Regions from separate parts of the Homo sapiens genome. Here region 1 is linked to region 2. A link is a contact called in ENCODE Hi-C data. All regions are on one chromosome and are shown on one strand. Each heading gives the region's core, a stretch centred on a gene start or an enhancer-like site at or near the end of the contact. The rest is flanking DNA. Distances are from core to core; before and after follow the strand shown. Region 1 overlaps LINC02664 (long intergenic non-protein coding RNA 2664). Region 2 has its middle 81 kb from the start of LINC02644.

Region 1 (2,700 bases), core at 150-2,649, 400 kb after region 2:
TGTATGTATGGATACATACAGTATATATATGCATGTGTGTATTTATATGTGTGTCTGTCTACATATGCATGCATAATTATTTCCCTCACCAACTAAAATATAAATGCCATTGAGGCAGGGAGTTTTTTTGTTCCTGGCTATACCTCCAGCACCTAGGAAAGTGCCCTGTGTAGCATTTAATAAGTTTGTTGAATCAATAAAAGAAAAAATAAATGAATGAATGAATTTAAGTAAAGTTGAACACACACTCAAATGGATCATAGCTTGACTGTAGATCTTTGCTGTCATTGTTTTGCAGCCAGGAAGGCAAGATGAGCTTCTCCTAGCTTTGTGTGTGTCAGCTTCAGCACTTATCAAATATTGATAAGTTTGATCTTGGGAGTTAGTCTACCTAATGTGTTTCAAACCTCAAGAGGCATCTTCTCTAGGGAAGTCCTAGAGTCCTGTGATGTCACCACTACCTAGATTTCCTTTTTGTCTTTTGACAATCTTCCCTTAAATGTACCCTTCTCAGGGGATAAAAATAAGGAATAGAAGTTAATTATTGATGTTGTCAGTGAAAGTTTTCTTGGATATATGTGAAAAACATTGCCTTTTTTCAGGAGAAGCTTACCAGGGTAAAGAAGCACTGTGTTCTCCATGGTGAAAGCGAGAAGCTCAATTCTAAAACACCATTTGAAAATCACGTCTGTCCAATAAACATTGTATAATGATTGGGATACCCTAATACCATTCTTATATTTACTAATGGATGTGCGGAAATACATACTCCTAGAAAAATTAATCCAGTTAAATTTTTCTCTTTCATTTTTAACTTCTTTAAGCCTCAAAAACCCAAGAGTGTAGGATACATTTATAGCTGGGTTATTGTAGCTATTTTCAGTTTTAACTATTCCATGTTCCCATCCTCTCACAAGGAAATGTTAGCAATTCATGGTTAATCTGGGCCATGAGCAGAAAGAATTTTTTCCCTTTCTCTTATTTTGAGGTAAAGGAAAAATTTCTGTAGAAACATATGTTTTTGGAAACGCTGGACTTAGAGAACACTTTGTGGTGCAGAACTATGGAATCTTGAACAGAGCAAACACTGCACTACTTATATCCATCCCTCAGAATGAAAGAGTAGATACAGCACACGTAATAGTGGGAAACTGAGGTTTGCCAGGGCTTAGACAATGTGTTTATGAGCAATTCAAGGGATCTTAAATGGTGGATAAGTTATTTTCAATGTTTCTGTAATTCTAAAGTGCAGGAATGATGCTGCATGATAGTTGACCAACAATGGCGGGTGTTAAGAATTCCATTCATTGGGTATTAATAGCATCAGGATTATAACTGTCTTACACCCTTGCTTATTTCATAATCTATTTCTGGAACTGGAGATTTGGAGGTTCGCCAGGTCTGCAATCCTGTCAGCTTTGACTTGATCAGTGGGAGCCAAGCGCATTAACCCAAAAGATTCAACTGAGAGGCGGGGGTGGAAAAGGAAAACTTAAAGTCTAAGTTTGTTGGAACCCTGCACAAAAGGAATTGTACAGTCTAGATAACTATCTGGGAGAGTTGCTAACAACTGGAGAGTAGCTGAATGGCCTGATATGGGAATTCAGAGAAGTTTATGGCAAAGTGAGTGTTAACTAAAAAATATATAATTCATTCATTTATTCATTCACTAACAAAGCCATAATTAAGCACCTACCTTGTGTTTGGCAAATGGCAGAGAGCAGGTGTGTATGCCAAAATTATTTTGGGGGATAGAGATTTAAGAAGGCCACAAGTGTGATGAAAATGTTATCCAAAAGGGCCTGGTTCCACTTCTTAGCTGCTTGACCTTGGATAAGTTGCTTAACTTTTCTGAGTCTGTAGAATGGGAATAATTAACTCCCAGGTTAAAAGACTTCTGAGGATTTAGTGAGACAATTCTATGAACAGTAAGACAATGACTTGGAAAGCATCTCACATGGTTCATGGTCCATGAAAGGCATTCATGTTTCTGTCCTCTTCTCCCAAGAAAGGTGTGTTAGTCTTTTCTGCATTGCTATAAAGGAATACTTGAGACTGGGTAGTTTATTTTTAAAAAGAGGTTTATTTGGCTCACAGTTCTGCAGACTGTACAAGAAGCATGGTGCCGGCATCTGCTTCTGGTGAGGGCCTCAGGAAGCTTCCAATTATGGCAGAAGGTGAAGGGGGAGCAGGTACATCACCTGGTAAGAGAAGGAGCAAGAGAGATGCTATGTGCTTTTAATCAACTAGCTCCTGCGTGAACTAACTCATTACCATGGGGAGGGCACCAAGCCATTCATGAGGGATCCGCCCCCATAACCCAAACACCTCCCACTAGGCCTCATCTCCAAAACTGGAGGTCACATTTCAACATGTGATTTGGGGGCAGGACAAAACGTCCAAAGTATATGAAAAGGAAATCGCTCTGAGCGATTCCCGAGGGAGGTAGGAAGGAGTCCTGGGAAGCAGGTCTGGCTCTGAGAGATGGCACTCCTGGATTCTGTGTAGTCTATGTAGAGAAACACCCCATGCTCCCCATGAAATGCATGACTCAGTGTTTGAGTTGAGTTCCTCGGACCTTATAGGTTGGCAGTGGTGCCCAAATGCTTCCCTTTGCTCACAGCTGAAGAGGAAAAATTTGAATTATGACTGAAGAAAATGTCAACTGTAAATGCAGCCTTTAAAATTGAGTCGTATGAA
Region 2 (2,700 bases), core at 59-2,558:
AATTAGCTGGGCGTGGTGGCGGGCACCTGTAGTCCCAGCTATTTGGGAGGCCAAGGCAGGAGAATGGCGTGAACCTGGGAGGCGGAGCTTGCAGTGAGCCGAGATCGTGCCACTGCACTCCGGCCTGGGCAACAGAGCGAGACTCTGTCTCAAAAAAAAAAAAATAGACCATCATACTCTAAAGACTTTAAAAGTGACTGTGCTTAAGAACTAGAAAAGAATCTTAAAGATCAAAAATGTCACAGGTGGAGAAAAGAAATATTCACCCACTCGTCCAAGGTCTCAGAGATAAGGTGGTGTTAAGTAATTGCATCCCCCAAGTTCATGTGTTGAAGTCCTAACCTCCAGTGCTTCAGAACATGACCTTATTTGGAAATAGGGTCACTGTTGGATGTAATTAATTAAGGTGAGGTCATTAGGACAGGCCCGAATCCAACTGACTGGCTGAATATGACTGGTATTCTTACAAGAAGGGAGAGTTTGGACACAGACACAGACATGCTTGCAGGGGGAACATGTGATCACGAAGCCAGAGGTTGGGTTGATGCTTCTACAAGCCAAGGAATACCAAAGATTGCCAGCAAAGTACCAGAATCTAGGACAGTGGCATGAAACAGATTGTCCCTCATGGCTCTCAGGAGGAACCCACCATGCAACACCTTGATCTTGGACTTCTGGACTCCAGAATGCTGAGACGATCAATTTCTGTTGGTTAACATCCTGGTCTCTGGTGCTTTGTCATGACAGCCCTAGCAAATGAATACAGGTGGGAAGCAGAACTGGACTCAGGTGAGCTGACTCTCAGCCCAGCATGGAGGTCTTTTAACATACTCCAACGTCTAGTAGACATTTCCTGAGTAAATAAATTCTTGAACCCTCTCCGGATGGAGATTTTTGTGGTTTTCATGTTCAGGACAGAACTTACTCTGAACTCCAAGCCAAGCTGAGATCGGAACTTGGACTGGAATTGAAGGGTCCCGCGGGGCTTAGATCGCCAGGTTAACCCATGAGGGTGGAAATGGGTGCTGAAGGTCCTCTCACCTGAGTTAGAGGCAGCAGGAGGGCAGCCCCTGAGGCTGTGGGATGTGGCCTTTGAAGCCTGCAGGTTGCCCTCCAGTGTAGGGTTTTCTAATGAAGACAGAAACAGCAAGTGTTGACCACACTCTTCTCCCAGGCACTTGGCAGCTGTGCTTGCATTCCTCCTCCAGGCCCAGATGTCTCAGGCAGGAACGCTGGGTCCTGGACTTTTAATTCAATCCAGATTGTGTATTGAGTCCTCTTACCATTTGGGCATGAAAAGGAGATGGAAGGGACAGTGTCTGGCTTGGGAAAGCTGACCTTCTGCCTGTGAAGCAAGACCCATCGCCCAGCCTGATATGCAACAGCAATACATCACATATGGGAATCTCACCTCCCACAGAACAGGAAGAGGACGGGACGTGCAGAGGCATGATGTGTTGGCATCATCAACAGGAAACTGACACTCCTGCCCTTGTGGCCTCCCGATACTGTCCTCCATGCTCCAAACTCCCTTCGAAGCAACTGGAGACCCAGAAGGTCAGAATCATTTACGAAATTCATGTCTAAAGGCCACACTGGAAGGTTCACGTTTTAGGATGAAACAAAACAAAACAAAACCCTAGGACCCAAATTTCTTTAACTTGAAGCCAGGGAAGGAGATGCACCCAGCACATATGAGGTGCTGGAGCTCCATGATTGGCAGCCTCTGGGCCACCCCCGGCAGGGCCCTGTCTCCAGCAGGCAGCCTCCTGTCTGTGGTGAGGACTCCTCCACAAAGGACATGTGCTCTCCAGTCCTCAACCCACGCCTGCGTCACCCAGGGTACCCAGCCAGGACTCAGACCAACCGTTTTATGACCCACAGAAACGTTGAAAACAGTGTTTCTCCAGAGCAGCTTTAAATGCAAACAAAAGACTCTTCTAGAAACCATTGCCTCAAGCTGTATGAGGCAAGAGGAAAAAAAAAAAAAAAGAACAGCTCTCAAATTAAAATCCATGATACATTTTGTACATAGATTGTGGTTTTATAGTCACTTTAATCTTCCTCCCCACTAAACTCCTCCAAAGATTTGAACATCAGCCGAGCCAACACACAGTTGCACTTCTAAGCAACACACTTGTAAAACCAGACCCTGGATGGTGTCCATAACAGCTTTGTAACATCTCCAAAGCAAAGGGTGACATGATACATTGAAACAGATCCAAGTAGCCATTACTATGTTTTGTGTCAAAGAGCTGCGTTATTAAAGTCTTGGAACTATAAATCAGAACAGTTGCATGTTGGGGCTTCCTGCTCATCTCCATGTCCCACGTCGGCACAAGTCATTCCAGGGGTCCTGAAGGCTGCCCTGGGTCCACCCGGTATCTGCTGGACAGCTGAGCCCATGGCCTGCATTGTCACTGCTGGGGTGGTTGGCATGGAGCAGAGTGTGGCCCTAGTGGATCAAGGTGAGCTTTCTACAGGGCCCCGGCGCTTGGTGCAGACTTCACAACACCAACATTTTCCAGATTCATCCAGTCCCCCATACCAAGCCCTCAGCGTGCGACTGACCTAAGACTGACAGGAAAAGGCATTTTTGAGCCAGGCACGGTAGCTTGCGTCTGTGATCCCAGCACTCTGGGAGGCTGAGGTAGGAGGATTGCTTAAGGCCATGAGTTGGAGACCAGCCTGGGCAACAAA

Evidence for each region. Hi-C counts contacts between places; a loop is a spot of excess contacts on that map.
Region 1: a loop to region 2 is called in a map of HepG2, with 10 times the contacts of the local background. The contact joins two enhancer-like sites. A Hi-C loop is called at or near these places in 2 of 168 maps with a recorded cell type or tissue (HepG2 and chondrocyte).

The regions. Positions count from the first base shown.
Region 1 is chr10:31,202,919-31,205,618 of GRCh38, forward strand. The region is part of intron 1 of LINC02664 (long intergenic non-protein coding RNA 2664); the gene reads left to right. Among named protein-coding and RNA genes, the nearest start is that of LINC02664, 16 kb to the left of the region's middle. Within about 2 kb of position 1,400, at least 3 of the 41 ENCODE cell types and tissues checked have a DNase peak (open chromatin) inside an H3K27ac peak, as active enhancers do.
Region 2 is chr10:30,802,788-30,805,487 of GRCh38, forward strand. No RefSeq gene overlaps it. Among named protein-coding and RNA genes, the nearest start is that of LINC02644, 81 kb to the left of the region's middle. Within about 2 kb of position 1,309, at least 12 of the 41 ENCODE cell types and tissues checked have a DNase peak (open chromatin) inside an H3K27ac peak, as active enhancers do.